2 separate regions of the Homo sapiens genome follow, and region 1 is linked to region 2. A link is a loop called in an ENCODE intact Hi-C map of the cell type or tissue named here. Cell type or tissue: PC-9. All regions are shown on one strand. Links, peaks and the distances in the headings refer to the core of each region. The heading gives the core; the rest is flanking DNA.

What was found. Peaks named below come from ENCODE experiments on the same cell type or tissue, not always from the same donor. Only the 100,000 strongest peaks of a DNase experiment are listed, where the experiment ranks them.
Region 1: it touches region 2 in a loop (11-fold over the local background); 8 of 110 quality-filtered maps call a loop at or near these places.

Annotation. Positions count from the first base shown.
Region 1 is chrX:12,979,096-12,990,031 of GRCh38, reverse strand. No RefSeq gene overlaps it. Among named protein-coding and RNA genes, the nearest start is that of TMSB4X, 9.5 kb to the right of the region's middle. RefSeq lists a silencer at 2,655-2,851, a cis regulatory region at 4,670-5,331 and enhancers at 5,256-5,435, 10,450-10,509. In PC-9, for the core only: no CTCF peak of the experiment used is centred there; DNase peaks (open chromatin) are centred at 4,881 and 5,261; H3K4me3 peaks cover 658 bases; H3K27ac peaks cover 3,206 bases.
Region 2 is chrX:13,281,706-13,292,641 of GRCh38, reverse strand. All of the region lies in intron 1 of LINC02154 (long intergenic non-protein coding RNA 2154), which reads left to right. Among named protein-coding and RNA genes, the nearest start is that of LINC02154, 16 kb to the left of the region's middle. In PC-9, for the core only: no CTCF peak of the experiment used is centred there; a DNase peak (open chromatin) is centred at 5,551; H3K27ac peaks cover 2,275 bases.

The DNA.
Region 1 (10,936 bases), core at 2,416-7,415, 300 kb after region 2:
ACATTGGGGATTAAGTTTCAACATGAGTTTTAGAGGGGACAAACATTTAAACCATAGCATCAGTAGAGGTGTAAAGTCGTCAAGAGGAGTTGGGAAGAGATGCCTGCAGCCAGCATTTTATAGTATTTCCACCATACAGATATAGTAGATGTAAGTAACCCTAAGAGCATAGTAATAGTAAAATGTGTAAAATAATTAGGCGGTGATGCATTTTAAGCATTTATTACCTTTACTTTTCATATAATTTATTTTATTGTAAGTTTATATCATTTAATAGTGACTTCGTTTAACAACCGGCTCTCAATTTTCCAAAAACTTTCACAAGCAGCTCTTGCCACTAACACTATTATTAGAAAACATCTGGAATGATTCACATAAAACTGTTCACAGTAGCTATCTCTGGAAAATGAGTTGAAAGAGGAACTTTCCCTTTCTCTTTCAGTCCATTCTATACTGTTTGATTTATTTGAAACAAATAAATATGCATTATTCTTGTAATAACAATGTTAAGTTTAAGAATATTATATTAGGAAGATGATTTATAATACCAACTGTGTAAGAGGAGGGGACATTACAACTATATATTTGTTTTTGCATATATATCGGAGGTTAAACAAGAAACTAATAAAAAGCATTATCCCAAGAGAGTGAGGGCAATCAGTCGAATGGGACTGTATTTTTCATATTCTTTTGATATTTGAACCACATAAATGGATGTGTTCCAAAAAGTTTAACAATTAAAAACACTTTAAAAAGATCATCTGCTGCTCCACCCTAAAAAAACACAAGAGAAATTTCTATTAATTATTATTACATATTGAGGACTCTGCCTCTTTGGAGGACAAGTCTCCCTGAAATCATAAACTTTTTCTTTATTTCCATAACAAACTCATGGTCAGGGTGTCTTGAAAATGACTTTAGGGGTGAGTCATTGTTCAGGTATGCAGCTGTGTTAGCACTGGCCTCGAGACTCAGATAATACAGGGCACAATTGTTATAAGCAAACAGCAGTACGTGGATGAAGATATTTTTTCCAGGTAGAAAATGGAAGAGGGCCAGACACCCTTGAAGCGCTCTACCTTTTCATTCCTCTCACGCTGGTGTTAGGAAGGTGTGTTTGACCAGTAGAATGGGTGATGTTTGTTTAAGGCTTACGGAAACGTAGGCACCTGACCAAAATCAATCTCGCAATTTTTTTTTTTTTTTTAGATGGAGTTTCACTCTTTTTGCCCAGGCTGGAGTGCAATGCTGCAACCTCGGCTCACTGCAACCTCCAACTCCCAGGTTCAAGCGATTCTCCTCCCTCAGCTTCCCGAGTAGTTGGGATTACAGTTGTGCACCACCATGCCCGGCTAATTTTGTATTTTTAGTAGAGACAGGGTTTCTCCATGTTGCTCAGGCTGGTCTCAAACTCCTGACCTCAGGTGATCTGTCTGCCTCAGCCTCCCAAAGTGCTGGGATTACAAGTGTGAGCCACCACGCTTGGCCAAGCTCGCAATTTTGAGACCACCTCTTGATTCTCAGAGGAAGAGCAGAGGCCTTCTTCCTATGGTGCACTTGCAGAAGTGACAGTTCTGAATGCCGCGCCCAATTATTCCAGTTGTGTTTAGTTTTCCTTTATAATGCAAACATCTGTTATCTAGCAGGAACCTGAAAAGGATTTGCCTCTGCCTGATTCCTCGACACCTCAAGCCTTTGTTGTAGCCCCACAGAACTAATGACAGACATTTCTCTGCCAGATTACGAGAACTGAATAATATTTTTGGTCAATCAAAATTAATGTTAAAGATCTAGTATGAACTGAACATGAATGTGGTTTACATACATGTATCTCTATTCTCTTTTAAAATCACAGCCATAACACACGAGGATGTCAGTTGCAAACAAGCCCTAAGCCGACTCTTAAAGACTGAAATGACAGCACAAGCTTGCATCAGCCACATTCTCAAAGTCTTTGAAAATGTTCCTTGCAACATTGCACCTCTATAATGTTGTGTCTAGTCAGGCAGGACAAGCCCATGGGCCAACATATAGAAGCTACTGTTATTTTTATTATTGTTAGCATATAAATTTTGAAATTGCATTTTTGTTGGTTTATACATACAGGTTAGAACATAAGAAAATGGTAAGTCACATTAGAAGAAATGATAGGGGCCAGGCGCAGTAGTTCATGCCTATAATCCCAGCACTTTGGGAAGCCAATGCAGGCGGATCACCTGAGGTCAGGGGTTCAAGATCAGCCTGGCCAACATGGTGAAACCCCATCTCTAATAAAACTACAAAAATTAGCAGGGCGTGGTGGCACACACCTGTAGTCCCAGCTACCTAGGAGGCTGAGGCAGGATAATTGCTTGAACCTGAGGGGCGGAGGTTGCAGTGAGCCGAGATCACGCCATTGCACTCCAGCCTGGGTGACAAAGTGAAACTCCGTCTCAAAAAAAAAAAAAAAAAAGAAATGATAGTGTCATAAATTCACCGTTTTTGCTGACATCATAGAAAAAATCAATTCAGGCAGGAATCATCAATAAGTGCCAAAACTACTTGGTGGAAGTTTGAGGAAGAACAGGAGACTTGAGCCTGAGCCTCCAACTATCCTCCCCCAGGTTACTTACTAATTACAGTGGGAAAAATGATAGCCTTACAATGCAGAAATCTGGTGGCAACCATCTAGACAAGTGATCCAAGTTATCAATGAATGGGACAAATCGGCATCACGTGCGTCCTGATGTGAGGCACCAGGAAGGACACAACATCCTTTATCGGTTTTCCTACCCCGAATTATCTGACTCTAATCATGAAAAAAACAACAGGCAAACCCAAAATGATAGAAATTCTACAAACCAGTTGGTTCATATTCTTCAAAAATGTGACTGTCTTGAAAGAAAAAGAGCAGCTGAGGAATTGTTCCTGGTTAAAGAGACATGACAGCTCAATGTGATGCATGATCCTGGATTGGATCCCAGATGAGGAGGAAGAAAAGGGCTGTAAAGGACAATGGAGCAACTGGCAACATTTAAATATGGACTTTATGTTAGATAACAATATCACAGCATTGATGTTAAAATTCCTGAATTTAATCATTGCACTGTGGTTATGTAAGATAATATTCTTGTTCTTAGGAAATATAAGCTGAGGGACCTTCAAAGGGTTCAGAAAATGGTTCAGAAAAAAAAGAGGTGAGAGAGAAAGTAAATGTGGTAAAATGTTAACAATTAGTGAATCTGAGTAAAGGATATAGGGAATTCTTTTAACTATTCTTGCAACTCTTCTGTAAATTTGAAATTACGATTTTTTTTTAAAGTTAACACAGTGACTCACATGACTTCTTGGGAGAGGAAGAAAGTAGCACCATGTTCTAAGTCTTTGCTGAGACACTGGGCCCTGAAACAGAAGCAAGAGTTGGAGCAGGAATGAGCAGCTATCTGGGGTTTCTGTTTGCAGAGATAAGACGAGGTGAAGCTCAGAACTCAAAAGAAATCTAGAAACTAAAGACCTAGCCTCTAGTCTGTAGAGTGAAGTCAGACACCAAAAGAGGTAAGCAAAAGATTCAAACCAGGGAGCAACAACACTTACGGGGTAAGAGAGAAAAGGCAATCAGAGATGTTGGTGGAATAGAGAAGCCAGAGACTAAAAATGGTGAGAGAGGAGAGGGTTTCAGAAAGTAGAGTGTGGTCAGCATTGTCAAAAGCTACTTTATTAGTCAGGGTTCTCTAGAGGGACAGAACTGAGTTTATTAAGTATTAACTCACATAATCACAATGTCCCACAGTAGGCCATCTGCAAGCTGAGGAGCAAGGAAAGCCAGTCCAAGTCCCAAAACTGAAGAACCTGGAGTCTGATGTTCGAGGGCAGGAAGCATCCAGCACAGAAGAAAGATGTAGGCTGGGAGGCTAGGCCAGTCTAGTCTTCTCATGTTTTTCTGCCTGCTTTATATTCTAGCCATGCTGGCAGCTGATTAAAGGTGCCCACCCAGATTAAGGGTGGGTCTGCCTTTCCCAGCCCACTGACTCAAATGTTAATCTTTTTTGGCAACACCCTCACAGACACACCCAGGATCAATACTTTGCATCCTTCAATCCAATCAAGTTGACACTCAGTATTAACCATCACAGCTACCCAGAGAAAAAATTAGCTGGGGTATGGTGGCATGTACCTGTAGTCCCAGCTACTTGGGAGGCTGAGGCAGGAGGATCATCTGAGCCTGGGAGTTGGAGAGGCTGCAATGAACCAAGATTGCACCACTGCACTCCAGCCTGAGTGACAGAGTGAGACCCTGTCACACACACACACACACACACACACACACATACACACACACACACACACAAGGCTACAAAGAGGTCAAGAAGTATTTCATGTAATAATAGTGCATTGATTTGTGAACTAAGAGGCTGTTGTAATAATAAAGGAGACCATATACTGAGCACCTACAATGTACATATTTCCTTCAACTCTCACAGCAACCCCATGTGTCATGGCCATCCCCTTCCACATTAGGCAGGTGAGAAGAGTGAAGCTCATAGAAGTTACGAAGTTTCTGAAGGTGGCACAGCTAATAGTAAGTTGACCAGGAACAAGTGACAAATTTTGAGGTGACAGCATGGCAAAGTGTATATTTTATCTGTTAGTACTTGGGAGCCTGGGTGAAAAAATGGCAAACAGGTTCTTGGAGTGGATTCAGGACTGGGGCATGAAGGAAGACTTCAGCTGGACATGGGGAGGAAAGGGTTTAAAATCAATCTGAAGTGAGTGATTAGGAGTCGAAGCTAGACAGAGAAAAGAAAGGAATTGAGGCCATAAGCAGGCAGGAGGCTGGGGGATGGAAGTCTTGACAAGTGTGAGTCTGACTCACACTGAAAGAAACATTGTACATCACAGATCAGTCATCTCTCCCCCTCATAAATAACTCAAACAGAAGTTTGATAAACAATAGTTACCCTTACCATGCTGGGGAGTTCTGAAAATTCTTGCTTGATTTCTTTTTAGTGATTTATTTTGTCTTTTTTTTTTTTTAATTTTTGTTTTCAATGCTGGCAAGAATCAATAAATTGATTTCCTACGACACAGCCTGTGGTTTGAAAACCACACTCTGGGTAGGGTGTGGCCTGAAGTGTGGTAGCGCTGGGGTGGGGATAGAGGTTAGAATGGTAGCCAGCTGTCTGGTTTGGATCTTTCTCAGCCTTCTTTTCTTGGCTAAGCCTGGCCCCTTACAGTTTTCCCTCAGCTGCTCCTGTGGTCTAAAGCCCTAACTCACCCTCCCAACTCGAATGAGATCCTACTTGGAAACACCTGTGGTACAAAGAATGGTGGCAGGGGGCCAAGTCACAACCGGCCTTGGCCAAGCCAAATGCCTTAGGCATTCTAGACATACATAAATGTCAACATCATACATGGGTATCTGTCAGCTTCCAGGAGAGGAGAGAGAACATGAATCCTCCCTGTTTCAAAGGAATATGGTCAAAAGTGTGGAGTAGCCTTCTTTGGGGCAGATAGTTCTTAATGTCTATGTTAGATTCAATTGACCTCACCTCTTTCTAATCTGAAGGATTTATTATTTGAATGGGTTGAGGACTTAAATGGATTTTATTTTTGGTATCCATCTCTCCTGTTGGGAAACTTCATGACTTATTTCAGAAAAGAAGCCCTGATAGGCGGAAGGTTCCAAACATTAGATGCCAATATGTTTGTTCTCGATGCATGTTGCATGTATATTTATACACCTGTTATAACACGGAGCTTATACAGAGAAAGTCAGTGGAACCTTAGAGGAATGCCTTAGGCATGCACGTATGGCTTTGAGAATTTACATTTGCATATATGAACTCACGGTGCTCTCACCTTCCTAGCTCAAGTTATCAATGATATTTGAAATGACAAATTCAGGGTTATATAATTACTATCCTTTCTTCAAAAAAAACCCATTCAGATTATATTCTTTTTTACTTTCTTTTCTTTTAAATTTTGTGACTGACCTCTCTAATTACTTAGGGTAGTATATGCACTTCTTTTCCCACATGGTATTTTTCACTGCTCTTGAGGAAGCACAACTGTTTTCTGCCATGACCACCTGTGTTATTCATCCCTGTAATCACAGGAAACAAATAACCAATTACAAACCTTTCATTTTCCTTCCTTCCATACCCCTTTCTCTTCACCCACTTATGGGTCCTATAAGTTTTTCCATATTGGTCCTTAAATCACTGGATAATGTTCTGATTAATGTCGAAAATCTTCAGTTATCCTCTCTCCTTCCACAGACCCACTCATTCGGTAAAATGTCCCTGCCCACAGTGCTGACCGACTGATCATTTCAACCATCGCACTACAGTGCCTCTACTAGACAACCCACTAATGACGATTTATAGTGGGTTAAATAGCAGCCCTCCCCCCACCAAAGATCTGTCCATATCAAATCCCTGGAACCTGTGAATGCTAACTTACTTGGGAAAGAGTTTTTTTTGCAGATGTAATTAAGGATCTTGAGATGAGATCATCCTGGATGACCCAGGTGGGCCCTAAATCCAATGAGAAGTGCCCCTATAAGAGAAAGACGAGGAGAAGACACAGACGCAGAGAAGGCGACGTGAAAATGGAAGTGGACATTGAAGTGACGCAGTCACAAACCAAGGAATACCTGGAGCCACTGGAAGCTGAAAGATGCAAGGAAGGATTCTCTCCTTGAGCCTTTGGAGAGAATCCGGCTCTGCCGACACCTTGATATCGGGCTGCTGGCTTCCAAAACATGAGAGCATATATTTCTGTTGTTTTCAGCCCCCAAGTTTGTAGGGATTGGTTACAGCTGCCCCAGGAACATAATACATGATTGAAGACCAGCTTTTAATGTACAAACCCTAGTACAAGGCACTGCAAACCTCAGAGATCTCCACACAAAAATGTAATTTTAACCATTTCAAATTGATTAAACTTCTTTCCGCTCCAGTATAAAAGTTGATACCAAATGACCATGAAGTGTTCATAATATAGAGGTGTTACAAGCCCATCTTTTCGAAATGTGGACCAAGAAATACCAATAAAAGTAAGATTTAGCACCTTCTTGTATGACGTTGCTGCAACACTGATGATGTCAATATGCTTTTTCAGTGACAAGTATGGACAGTCTCTTCTTCGCCCTCCTTCCCTATAGCTACATTTCTAAACAAGAAGGGTCTACAGACTGCCTCATGTGGATGAAATGATTTTACTTCTAATATCTCCCAATTACCTAAGGGTAATTTTCAAACTCCTTAGCCTGGCTCAGGGGCCCTTCACAATCTGGTTCCAGGCTATCTCCTGGCTCAGTGTCTTACCTGGCAAAAACAGAAGCTGGGTGAATCGTAGTTGGATAAATGAATGGATATCTGGCTCAGGCCGGATACGGCTGTTCATTCGCACAGGTTTTCCTCTCCCATAGACCAAGAGTAGGCCCGGGCCTTATTCAACTTCCTATTCCAGCAACTTGGAAAGAGCCAGGCAGACACTAGGTGCTCAGTAAACGTTTGTTGAGTAAAGAATGACTCTTTCTAATTAGCCAGGCATGGTGGTACACACCTGTGGTCCCAGCTACTCAGGAGGCTGAGGTGGGAGGATTGCTTGAGTCTGGGAGGTCGAGGCTGCAATGAGCCATGATCGTGCCACTGCACTTACACTACAGCCTGGGTGACAGAGTGAGACCCTGCCTCAAAAAAAAAAAGAATGACTCTACCCTCCAAGTAAGCAAGTCATTTTAAGTAGAAACAACCATGTGGCATTCCATATATATTTTTTAATCTTTTGAAATATTTTTGTTTCTAGATTAAGAAAATGCTATCACAAAGTCTCTGTGTGGTCAAAGGTATCAGCCACTTACAGCGCTCAATGTGGTAATGAGGAAAGGCATAATTTCCTGTGGTTTGACAATAACGTGACAGGAATAGCTCCAACTGCTTTGAATAGATTATTGTCCCCCTCCATTGAAGTTCCAAACTGTGGAATCCTACTAAACAAATGTGACCAGCCCTCAGCCAGCCAGGTGCTGTGCTTATGGATACACGTGGTCATCATGTTGCTTGGTTCTCTGAGGGATTTCAAAATTTGAGCAACCATTTCAGCCCCCAGTAATCATACAGTTGAATTGGAAAGAGAAGGCAAACAGAGGAAGGGGAAGGATTTAGCAGTAAGAAGTGTTTCTCTGGAGATTCAACATCTAAGCCACAAAATCCTAGCAAAAGATAGATTTTAAAATGCTATCTATCCAGGTTGGGTGTGGTGGCTCACACCTGTAATCCCAGCACTTTGGGAGGTGGAGGCAGGGGGATCACTTGAGGCCATGAGCTTGAGACCAGCCTGAACAACATAACAAAACTCTGTCTCTACAAAAAGAAAAAAAAAAATTTTTTTTAAATTAGCCAGGGCTGGTGGCACATGCCTGTAGTCCTAGCTACTCAGGAGGCTGAGGTGGGAGGATCACTTGAGCCCAGGAGTTTGAGGCTATAGTGCAGCTATAATAGGGCCACTGCACTCCAGCCTGGGCAATAGAGCAAGACCCTGCCCAGAAAAACAACAACAACAACAAAACGCTATTCATTCAGTCCATTTTTAGACCTTGGGCATTCCTCAGCAAGGATTCTCAAAAAATAACAGGCAAGAGTTATCATGCCCAATCTTTCTATGCTAATAGAATATTTGATTGCAAGGTGAAGAATCAGTTTCCTTCAAAATTCACTCACCATTGAACTTTTGGAGGGATTTGAATTAATCATTCTAGATACATTTGGAAAAATGGCCACTGTAAAGCAAAGAATAGGTATTAAACCTCATTTAGAAATCCAAAGCCCTTAGACTCATCATGTACCCTAAAAATGGAAAAGAATAATTTCTTAGTATTTTCCACTTGGAGTCAGATGAAAAATGCATTTAACTAATGGAGGGCACAGGAGGGCAGGGACTACATCTTATTTACAACCGTGTCTCTGTGGCAAATGAATTACCTGGCATGAACTGGTGGAGTGAACTAATGATCCAGTGCTCTGGCTTCATAATATGGAGTTGGCTATAAGTATTGATTCAAATCAGCACAGCCGGCCAGGCGCGTTGGCTCAAGCCTGTAATCCTAGCACTTTGGGAGGCCGAGGCGGGCGGATTGCCTGAGCTCAGGAGTTCGAGACCAGCCTAGGCAACATGGTGAAACCCCCGTCTCTGTTAAAATACAGAAAAAAAAAAAAAATTAGCCCAGCATGGCAGCATGCGTCTGTAGTCCCAGCTACTTGGGAGGCTGAGGCAGGAGAATTGCTTGAACCCAGGAGGTGGAGGTTGCAGTGAGCCGAGATTGTGCCACTGCACTCCAGCCTGGCGACAGAGTGAGACTCCATCTCAAAAAACAAAAACAAAAACAAAAAACTCAGCACAACCAAAGTCAGGCAAATTGCTGTTCAAAGCTCTTTAAATATATTTGTTAAAAACATATTTAAAATTGTGATGTCTAACATGACATTCACATGTTCAAAGGGACCCCCAAACCAGCATGTTAAATGAAGTCTCGACTGGGCGTGGTCGCTCACACCTGTAACCCCAGCTCTTTGGGAGGCTGAGGCAGTTGGATTGCTTGAGCTCGGGAGTTTGAGACGAGCCTGGGCAACATGGCGAAATAAAAAATAAAAAAAAAAAAATTAGCCAGGCATGGTGGCGCATGCCTGTGGTCCCAGCTACTCGGAAGGCTGAGGTGGGAGGATCCCTTGAGCCTGGGAGGCGGAGGTTGCAGTGAGCCGAGATTGCGCCACTGCCCTCCTGCCTGTGACAGAGAGAGACCCCATCTCAAAAAAAATAAAAATAAAAAAAAATGAAGTCTCCATCAAGTAAGGGGAGAAGTGTGCTTTGAGGCACAGAAGGAAGAGTGCGTGGTGTATGCACACAGTGAATGTGGCATGCACCAGCCCTGCCTACAAAAGTCTCAGAAGCCAGGGGCAAAGATGGTATTAGCACGACAATGTGATTACAGAAATAAAATGCTATGCAAGTGTCCAAGGAAAATATAAACTAGGTAAATACAGGTCTTAGAAACATATTTTCTTCCTAGCTTGCTTTGTTGTATATCTCTGCCTTACATTTGTAATTTCACCCCTTCTCATTACATGCAGAGAAAACCTAGTTGAGTCCCAAATTGGTGTGTTTGATTCTCTTAGATTGCAGTGTAAGCCACTCTTGAAAGTGTAATCGAAAAGAAAGGATTTGGGGAGTGTGGAGTGCGGAGGGTGGTTTTTTCTTATTTTCTTGCTAGGCTAGTGAAGGCTACTAGGGTAAATGAAGCATTGAGTGCTTTCAACGTTTTTAAACAACGTTTGAAGTTTCCATTCTTGAACAAAGAAAGACTCAAGATTTTTTATTTTTACTCTTTGTCTGTAATATTGTCTCCAAAACGCTCTGTTCTTTCTCGTTAGCACAAAATTGACCCCATATGTTTAGAAAAAAAAAATGCAAAAATATTTTCTTTTTGTCTCTTGAGGAATTAGATGCTTCTTTGGGGGAAAATAAACAGACCTTCCTTGTGCATTTAAAGGAGACAATACCTGATTCTGACTATAATGGGTCTCTTACACAGCCGAGAGACTCAAAGTTTGTGAAGATTTTGAACCCCACCTCCCCCCCATACACACTCAATCTTTGCATACACAGCCCAAAAGCTGTGTTGTTCTCCTGAAAGAATAAAATAGCTTTAAAATTCCAACCACTGGAAGGCTGCAAATGTGGCTGTGATGGTTGACAAATTTGCGAGATTTCAAAATGAAGCCAGCTCAATCTCAAAGGTCCTTTAGTGAGTCTCTTTTTATTTCCTTTATTTTTGCTTTATTTGTCTTGGTCAATTCAAAATTTGCAGAAATCCCAGACTAAACTGTGTGACCTTCGGGGCTTACTTAAGCTACCTTGGCCTGTTTTGTCCTGGGGGGAAGAGAAACAGTCATAG
Region 2 (10,936 bases), core at 2,479-7,478:
TAGGAGGGTGAGGAGGGAGGATCACCTGAACCAGGGAAGCAGAGGTTGCAGTGAGCCGAGATGGCACCACGGTACCCCAGCCTGGGCAACAAAACAAGATTCAATCTCAAAAAAAGAAAAAAAAAAAAAGAAAAAAAAGAAAAGAAAGTCTTTATTTTGATTAATCTTTTGGTCATGTATAGTACATCTGTGAATAAATTTTTTCAGAGCCCATATATAAGCAAGAATTATTTCTGTGGCTTTCACATGTGACTTGATATAGAATTACACACAGCCGTCTCTTTCAAAATATATATATGTTGCTTCGTATATCCTGTATCATGTGACACTCAGGCAAAGTCTGATTATGTACTTTGTGGATAATCTTTCCTTTTTTCTGGAAATCTATGGCATTCTTTTCCTTTCAAATTTAAAACGTTATTGTTCCCACTCAGGTACCGGGCAATTTTTGTCAATTTTGCTTTGACCATGACAGGGCCTTTTCATCTGAAGATGAAACATTTTTCTCGAGCTCAAGAAAACTTTATTCTCTTCTTCAAATATTTCTTATTTTCCCTTTATTCCAGTTTTCTTTTCAACATGTCGGTAATCCATATATTGGATCTCTAGTGTCTGTCTCATATGCTTTCTCTTAGGCTCTCAGACTACATAGGTCTGACGAAAAATGTGGCATACTTTTGAGTTTGAAACTTCCTAGTATAGTTCATCTCCTGCCAAAAGCTGGAGCAGTTAATACTGTGACTGGCACCTACCTTGCCCTCCTTTCTAATGTACGATGTAAACTAAATGCGTTCAAGTGACAGAAAGGTTTCTGTTTCGTTTTTTTTTTTTTTTTTTTTTTTGAGATGGAGTCTCGCTCTGTCTCCCAGGCTGAAGTAGAGCATCAGCGCCATCTTGGCTCACTGCGGCCTCTGCCTCCTGGGCTTAAGTGGCCCTCCCATCTCGGCTTCCCCAGTAGCTGGGACTATAGGCACACACCACCACGCCTGTCTAATTTTTGTATTTTTTGTAGAGATGGGGTTTCACCATGTTGCCCAGGCTGGTCTTGAGCTCCTGGGCTCAAGCCATCTGCCCACCTCAACCTCCCCAAGTGCCGGGATTACCGGCGTGAGGAACCACGCCCGGCCAAGTTTTTGAGGCTTCTTATTTTATAGAGTTGGGTGAGGGTTGAAGCTACCAACCATGTTTCTTCAGATAGGGAGCTTTCAGATACCTCTGATAGAGATGACCAGCAGCAGTCCACTCCCTCAGCCACATCTGAGTAGGCGGACGGTTTTATGCGGGTGCACAGGAAAACTGCCATGTTGATCTCCGCGAGCCAGACGCTCCAGTCATGCAGTGCCCGGATGTCACGCAAGCACTTGAAATGCACGCAGGCGCAGAAAGTGGCGGGGGGGGTGCGGGGGGATGTCACGCAAGCACTTGAAATGCACGCAGGCGCAGAAAGTGGCGGGGGGGCGCGGGGGGGCGCGGGGGGGTGCAGGGCGGCCTGTGGCACGAGGACATGGCCGGACTCTGCAGCCTATGGAGCTGACGAGGTGACAGTGGGCTGCAAGAGGAGCGCCTCAGTTCACCACCACGCCCCACAGTCCAGGACCCACTGCATTTCAGTGCCGTGTCCTATTAGACAGTTTTGAATAATACAGGACAGTTGTTTTGTGCCAGGTACTTCCATTTGGGGTTGTCTGATGTTTTCTCTTGATTAGAATCAGGTTATGAATTTTTGGTAGGAGAACTTTATAAGTGAAGTTGTGTCCTTATCAGCGTATTGTATCAGGAGGCACACAACATCACTTTGGTATTGATGAATCATTTGGTTAAGGTGGTGTCCTCCAGATTTGTCCACTGTAAAGGTACCTTTTCCCCATTTGCAATTAATAGGACCATTAATAAGGAGACATTTTGAGACTGAAAACCATAGCTTCTTTGGTTCCTGTTGTCCCTGTCTACTTCACGGGCACTTTTATGACAATATGTTAAGGACCAACCTTTTTAGCTTCATCCCACCTTGCTCTTTTTCTAAATGTCCTCTCTCAGCTAGTGGTATCATCATCTGCCCAGAGTCCCCAGATAAAAATATCAGGTATTTTTAACTTCTCCTTTTCCCCACACCCAAGTAAGCAACAAGTCCTGATTCTGTCTCAGAAACATCTCCCAAATCAGGCACCTCCTCTACTTAAACACTTAAACAACAGCCTCCAAACCAGCGTCTGTACTTTCAGAATATTCTGTCTATTCTAGGCCATCCTCCATGCTATGCCTAGAATTATTTACCCTGAACCTAAACCTAATGAGGTCACTCCTTGCCCTGCTTAAAATCTCTTATCTATTATTATCTGTTTGTTGATCTCACTTTATATATATATATATATATATATATATATACACATATATACAGAAAGTAAATGTTCAGGATCTATAGAATATCATCCAAGGCTCCATAGTTTGTCCCCAAGCTACCTCCTCATCCTCCTAATCCAGGCACCCCCCTTTTCCCCGAAACTCTGGTCAAAATGAATCATCACTCCCCAAACATTTCAAGTTCATTCAGAACCTTATGTCTCAGACCCTGTTATTCCCTCAATTTGGGATGCCCTTCCTTCGTTTATTCCTGTCACGCTCTCAGTTGGTCTTTTCAGACCTCTAGGAGATATAACCTTGTCTTTGAAGATTCTCCTATCCCCTTCCTCACAGCAGTTAGTCGTCCTCTGTCTAGGCCTATAAACTCCTCAATTGTCAAAACTGTTTCTCACTCAATATTGTACCTCCAAAACCTAGACAGTTCATAGTTGGTATTTAAGAAATGTTTTTTGAGTAAGTGAAGAATAGTGCAGCTGACAGTAAGCCTCAACAGTTGTCTGAAGAAACATGGCACTGAATATAAAGCTTTGTATATAACTGCATGAAAAATATATTTGTATCACAAAAACTATAACAATATATCTAGCCTCAAATGCATGTCAGCTTCCATTTCCAAACTTGCTTAATTTACAACTTAGTAGGCTTAACATCATTAAATAAGTTCAGGATGAGCAAGTAAATTTCCTCTTCACATAAACATATACTAACTGATTGACCGAGAGACTATTTTGAGTAAGATTCAAGTTCCGTTTTAAGGATTCTTCCCTTGATAGTAAATGTTAGCTTTTAAAATGTATGAGTCTTACCAAGTTGAATAAAACTTAGTTTCAGCCAGGTGCAGTGGCTCACACCTGTAATCCCAGTACATTGGGAGGCCGACGTGGGTGGATCCCTTGAGACCAGGAGTTCAAGACCAGCCTGGGCAACATGATGAGACCCCCATCTCTACAGAAAATTTTAAAAATTAGCCAGGCATGGTGTTGTGTGCCTGTGGTCCTAGATACTTGAGAGGTTGAGGAGGAAGAATCACTTGAGCCCACGAGTTCAAGGCTGCTGTGAGCCACGTTCGTGTCCCTGAATTCCAGCCTGGGTGACAGAGCAAGACCCTGTTTCAAAAACAAACAAACAAACAAAAAACAAAAACAACTTAGTTTCTAACCTCAGTAATAAACCAAGATTTATTTATAAAAGTAGGAGAATAATACCTGTCTCCCAGAAGGATATTGAGAGATACTGATTAAATTGAATAAGAAAAACATGTCTGAAAACAATTTGAATTGTAAAACAGCATACTAATATAACGTACTTTCTGACTCTCCAGTGAGTGTTGGCTATGATGATGTTAATGTTTTGCACTTAAAATATCCCCAGTTCTCTCTTTCCACTGTATTGTTATGATATTCTAGAGTAGCGCTTCTCAAATTTCAATGTACATACAAATCAACGGAGATTCTTGTTAAAATGTAAATTCTTATTCAGTAAGGCTGGGTTAAGACCCAAGATTCTACATATCTATGAAGCTCCTGAAGGCTGCTAGTCCGGCTTGTTTGAGGACCCCACTTTGAGGAGCAGAAGCCTTAATCAGAGGTTCCCAACGTTAGGTTCATCCAAAGAGTTTTCTAAAAGGTGTACCTAATCAGAACTTCCAAGGAAGAGGGTCCAGTTGGCTGTATGTCTAATCACTCTTCTTCTCCACGTGATTCTTAGGTGACCAGAACAATACCAGTAAATGGATAGTTACGGGGTTCAGGATATGCTACCCCCAAAAATGGCACCTTGGCATTTGAAATAATAGCAGAAGCAGGAAGGTTTCTCTTGGCTTTCTTTCACCGTTCTCCCCTGAAGCAGGCCATAAAAGAATTATCTGACCTTCCTCTAAAGTAGGCCATAAAACCTTCATTCCAGAGGTGTCCTTTCTATACCTGAGGAAAGGAATGTCCCTATCTCTGAAGGCAAAGGAACACAAAAAAGAATCTGAACAAACATGCCTTGCTAAGTTCCCTCTAGTTTATTACCATTAGACTGTCAACCTTAAATAATATGACTCAGAAAATATAATCAACTGTGCTTATTCGAGTTTATTTGAGTGCAAAGCTTGAGGATGGACACCCAGAAACACTGACTATAAAAGAATGGGTCAGCGTTCCAAAGTGGGAAAGTTAAGGTTTCACTTATATAGGCAGTTAACAGAGTTGCAACATTTTCCATACAAGGTCAATATATATGGTATAGCAGTTTGGTTGGTTATAGTTTGCTACATTCCAAGGTAGGTTGCTTTAGCATTCTGTGAGGAGGGGTGATGATCTGAAGGGGGTCTTATCTCTGGTGCCACAAGGCCTTTCCTAATGATTTGCAGGAAAAAGTAGAAGTTGCAGCTGCATGCTACATGACTCATGCCACATAGTCACATTCCTCTCAAAGCTCAAAATAATTTAAAGTTCCAACAGCTTTAAGTCTGAATGATTTAATTTTACAAGATCGTACCCTTTTGTCCCCCAATAATACTTATGCACAACTATCTATAAAAAGTTTGCCCTGTTTCTTTGAGTATTCATTTCTGAAGACTCCCATGTCGTGTAAAATTTATATTAAACAGATTTGTATGGTTTTCTCTCATTAATCTGTCTTGTATTATAGATGCCACAGCCATGACCCTTACAATGGGTGAGAATTTTTTTCTACCCTACAATGAATATTTGAATGTTCTACAATCTAGGTACTCAAACTGTGGCCCAAGTGCTGGTAGCATTAGCATCAACTGGAAGCTTGTTAGAAATGTAGAATCTCAGATCTCACCCCAGAATGGACTATGGACTCAGAATCTGCATTTTAATAAGATTCACAATTCACAGGTAACGTGTGTAATGTGTATGTTAATTCTAAGAAGCACTATTTTTAATTACATCTTATGTTCAAAATTCATTATTTCTCTCACTGTTTCAGAATCACCAAGAACCATAAACCGAGGATACTGCGCGCGCGCGCGTGTTTGTGTGTGTGTGTGTGTGTGTGTGTGTGTGTGTGTGTGTATGTAAGGGTAGTTATTTTAACAGATGTCACCCGAGCCTTTGGAGCAGCTTTACTTAGGATTACATTGATTGAGTGCTTTAGGTGTAGAGAATGAAACTCTGAGGACATGATCTGAAAGGAGATAGTGAAACAAGGAAATAGTTCAAATTCTTTGTATGTAACATGAACTGGAATTGAAAGCTGAAATAGGAGAAGAGATGAAGGTCAGAGTCCTTTCTTTAATATATGAATACATAATAATCATATTTTAAATGATTGCTTTTTAGTATAGAGATTTATACTTCCTCTTCCCTTGTCATTCCAAATGTTCATTCACTAAATTGTACTCTCATGTGAAAATGCTTGGGATATTTGAGGAAATTGAGTTAATCAAGTTTCGGGAATTCAAGTCAGTTTCAGGTCAATTACAAAGAGGTGGGTGGGGGTGATCTTAGCTGATGTCTGATGAACACCAGCTAGTTAATTCTATATAATCATACATAAAACAAACAGACTTTTATTCATAGTAGTTTGTAATGTATTCATATCCAGATTGCCCTGATCACAAATAAATTGGTCAAAGTGCTAGAAATATTACATAAGAAATAATTTAAAATGTTCCGTATGTACTGAAATATGTTGAGAAAATTTCTACCAAAGCCCAAGTTGTGTCCTAGTAGTAAAGTAGAAATACTGTTGTTGAAACATTGAGTGTATCATGGCTTGGAGCCCTGAGAAAGTTGCAATTTCCAAAATTGCTTGATTCGCTGAGTTAATTTAGTTATTAGAATAACCTGAGTCATTGCTAGAACTTTAACTAGAATAATGCATCTCGATTGAGGTTTTTTCCTCCTCCTTTACCTTCCACTTTCAGGAAAAAGAAAGAAAGTTATGACTAGCAAAGTTATTTTCCAAAGAGTTATTCCTAAAAACATATTTCAGATGACATTAACACCTAGTATGGAGTATTTTCCAAATAGTAAACAATGAAAATATCCCTGTTATTAGGAGAAAAATAGTACTTTATTTTAAGACGTACAGCATTTATCTTTACCAGTTAAGGTAAAGTATGCGATAACACATAAACCCCAAATCTCAGTGGCTTAAGAAAATAGAAGTGTATTTCCTTTTCATGTAAGGTCCAAAAGAGGTATTCCTGATAGATGGGTAACATTCCTCCAAGCGATAATTTTGGTACCCAGGCTTCTTGCATCTTGTGGCTTTGCATTTTTTAACATAGGACTTACAAGGTCACGGTGACACAGGATTTTTCACAGCCCCTTTGCCAGACTTGCAGCAGGGGGCACACCCTCTACACGGCCCACCGGGCCACATCTGGCTTGCATTCCGGCCTGTAACTCCTGCAGCTGCACAACTGCATCCTCAGCCCCTAGGGGGAGGGAACACATGAGTGAGTGAGTGTGGGGTCCAGCTGGCCACTCCAAGTGCCGACACAGAAGCAAGTTCCATGCAGGGCCTGCCGCCAGACCAGGCATGTTGCCCCAAGGGGAATGTGGTGGTACCCAGGCAGGGGTGCCTGTGACCCCAAAGCCCCAGAGTGGCTGTTACAGTGTGCTAATTAGCTCTTTTTGTTCTGCTGTTCACAGCCAGATGGACTGCAGTATGTTAGCAGCTAGTCAGCCTATTGTCCCCCTCTGGCCCACAGCTCCAGGACCAGCATGGCTCTGGGACTGGTTTGGCCCTGCCACTGCTTCTGTTTTGTGCGGCGCTGCCCCCCCACTGGTGAGGGCAGAGGGCCAGTGCCACAGCCTTTCTGGGTACCCACATTCAGTGGGTCTAGAGCTCTTGTCCCGCATCCAAGAAGAATGAGGTCATGCTGACTGTTGAAGGGTGATGAGGGCAGAGAATTTTATTGAGTGACGAAACAGCTCTCAGTGGAGAGGGGATGGGAAGATTGAGTTGTCTCTTCCCTGAAGTCAGGTCGTCTCTCCCCCAAAATCAGGTCATCTCTCCCCTGAAGTCAGTTGGCCTCTACCCCAAAGTCAGGTCACCTTTCCCCCAAAGTGAGATCATCTCTTCCTCAAAGTCAGGTCATCTCTTACCCCAGTGTGGCTGAGTCTGGATTTTTTATAGGCACAGGATAGGGGAGGGGCAGGCCGTAGGTAGCATTGGAAAAGGCAACATTCAGTTGGTGTGTGAGTATGCAAAAACAGTTAAAACAAAGGCACCAATCAAAGGTGGGCACAGTGTAAAAACAATAAGGGAAGAGTAGGTATATGTAAAATCGGTGAAAGGTGGGGATAAATCAAAGGAAAGCACACCAAATGGGACGACAGGTTCTCAATCTGGTCTGTGGATTTGACTTGTAACTTGGCCTTCAGGCTTTAAACAAGCCAAAGACAGGCTTGAAGGTGGGGTTTCACTAGGGACCTGCCCCTGTCTGCCTAGGCATTTGTCTGCCTCCTGCTGCTATCAGCAGCCAATAAGAAAGAACATGGAGGATGGTGCCTGGAGGTTTTTAATGGGCTAGACCTGAAAGTCACTCATTTTACTTCTGTCGGCATTCCATTGACCAGGATGCAGTCACATGACCACACTTAACTGCAAGGACAGCTGGGAAATGTAGCCTGGCTGGGTGCCCAGGAGGCAGAGGAGAGGGGTTTTTTTCAACAACTAGCTAGTCTATGCCAAGAAGATCTGTTCTTCTGTGCCTCCTTTATCAATTTTTGAAGCCCTAGTCAGTGAAAAGTTATGGTCATAATTATGCATCCACTACTGAATTCATAACTATAAAACAAAAACCTCACTGAATTAATGCATGGTATTAACCAAAGTATGAAACCAAGGGTTGAAAACAATTTTTTAAGTTCATCTTGAGCTGGATAAAAATTAAATTGAAATATGCCTGTTTCTGGAGACTTGCAGCTAATTCAAATGTCACTGTCATTATCATGTGGAGAGCTGTCACTTTACTTCATCTGGAAGAGTCACTTGGTACCATGGATCCTTAGAAATGCTATGTGCATAAATAAATGTTGCCTCCAATTGCTTGACAAAGGCAAGCGGCCCAAAGAAAAAGCCACTCAGGTGGAGACAATTAAATGTGATTGCAATTGAATGACTCAGCTGGGGATGGGGAATCACAAGACCTAGGAGAGAAGGAATTGTGTAGGAGTGGAATTGTGTGATCAAACCTAGGAAACAGTTGGCTAATCTCAGAGCAATCAGTCTAAAGGCTTTTCATGTAAATGTAGAATCAGAGATTTGAGGAAAACACAAGGGTCTAGGAAAGCAGGCCCTATATAGCAGTAGCCAAATGGAGTAAGAAAAGACAAACAACTGAAACAGTTTCTTCTTTATGACATGGGTAGCATGTCCATTAAATTTCTAAAGCTGCACACACCTCTTTGTTTGTGATGAAAGAGGTCAGGAAATCTCATGGACTGTGCATAAATGAAAGAAAGTGCCTGGCAAGTCATCTTATTTCCTCTTTTAGTGTTATCTCCAGATGCCCTCCTGTGAGGTGACTTAAGAAGGCAGCCCTTCCTGAAAGAGGAAGCACACAATGATAACAGCTGCCATTACTGAGCATACAGCATTGTAAACCAAAAATCAAGCCATGCAACAGACTGATGGGCCCTCCCCTTGGCCAAGGGCATTCCAAAGTTAACCTAAAAAACCAGTTCAGGCCGTGATGGGAAGTAGGGGTCGGACATGCCTCATTACACCCTCCTCCCATTGGAATCTGGGCACAGCTGACCAGCATTAACATTAAAACAGAGCCCTTAAGACTGATAGAACAGTCAAAAAGAGTTTGAATCTTTTTGTTGACGGCATGGACCAGGTACACAACTAGGTACTTACCCATGTTATCCCCATTTCAGGCAATGATTACTTTTGAAAGCAGCTAACTTGCTAATTATATTTCTTATTTTTCCTGATAGTGCTAAATAAATAAGATATATCAAAACCATTTAAAAATAGCAATTCTGGAGAGATAGCTTCCCTTCCTCTCTAAGTGTGATAGAAGATGGTTCGTCAAAGATGGATATATTTAGAGATATAAACTAAACTTGCTGGTAGAAATATTAAAAATATTTAAATGGGTCAACTTGAATTAAGCAGTTTTTGCTACTCTCAGGAGTTATTTTCTAAAGAATTCATTAGTGACGAAAAAATATTGTGAGAGAAGTGCTGAAAACATATTGTGAGAGAAGTTATCACTCAAGCTCTATGTATTTATTCCTATATAGGGCTAGGCACTAGGCTTATATGAGATTAAAAGCATGGTCATAGCTTGTCTGGAGTCTTCAATTTGGGGAAGAAAAAAAGGTAGTATTCAAATATTAAAATCACTTGGGGAGTTTTAAAAGATACTGTGAGACACTAGTGAGACCCCAGCCCCAACCAGTTTTTTGGATTCTTGACACTGTCACAAGAAAGAATTTGGGGATAAGTTGGAATGATGTGAAAGACAGGAAGCTTTATTGCAAAGCAAAGGTACACACTTAAGAGAGAAGTGTGGGCGTGCTCATAAGAATGAGTTGCCCACAGTGGAGTATGGGTTTCTAATTTTGGGGGTTTTTTTAAATTAAGGGGTAAAATAATCATTAGATTTTCTGGAAAAGAAGGGGATTTCAGCCCTGCCCCAACTCCCCATTACTGCCCCCTTTCTCCCTTATGTTGGTTTGCCCAGAAGAGTCATGGACACGTCACCCTGACCAAGATTTTTGTCATTTTCTCTCCCCTATTTGGGGTTTTCTGTTATCCTGTGATTTCTTTGCCTAGTTCTTGATTTAGCTGTTGTCTGGGTTTTTCCATCCTCCTGCAACTGCCCAGTGCTATTCCTATCTCACAAGGTAGGTAGCCAAGGTTGAGACCCTCTGCTGATGGACATATAAGAAGTGTTCAAAGTATAGGGGAGAGGAGAGGTAGTTGGTCTGGGGGTGATAGGGTATGATGGCTTTGAGCTACGATTTGAAGGATGAATAGGAGTTTTCCAGGTATGGAAATCAGGGAAGTCATTTTGGGAAATGATATATGTGAAGATGCAAGGACAGGAGAGAGCATAGCATTTTGAGGGCATTACTATTAATGACTGCTGCTGGGATGTAATATGTAATGGGAAAGGATGGGGGCAGATGAGTCAGAAGCCAGATCCAAGGTGTGTTTAGTCCATGCTAATAAGGTTAGGTTTTATTTCATAGGCAATGGAGAGCTATTGAGGAATTTTGAGCAAGATGAGATCTGAGAAAATGAGGATACTGTTTACTGAAATAATCAAATACCCTGCATGCTTTTATGCCATGTTTCATGTTCAAGTGAAGAAGAAAATGTCCTTTAAAAACTATGTCTTGTACAAAAACAAAAGACAATACAATGAGTTTGGTTCTATATTCATTAAATTCTGTTGGATGAAAATGTGACAATTATGCAGGCACAAATCTCATGAGATCCCTCAAATGCTCCCACATCCATGTCCCTAGACTGGAACATACCTGGAGAACTGGCAGGGTCAGGGGAACTGGGATGATCAGTTCTCCCTACCATTCTTCAACTTCAAGAGTTCCTGCATCCTCCCTCTATCTGACTCTCTTTCATTTAT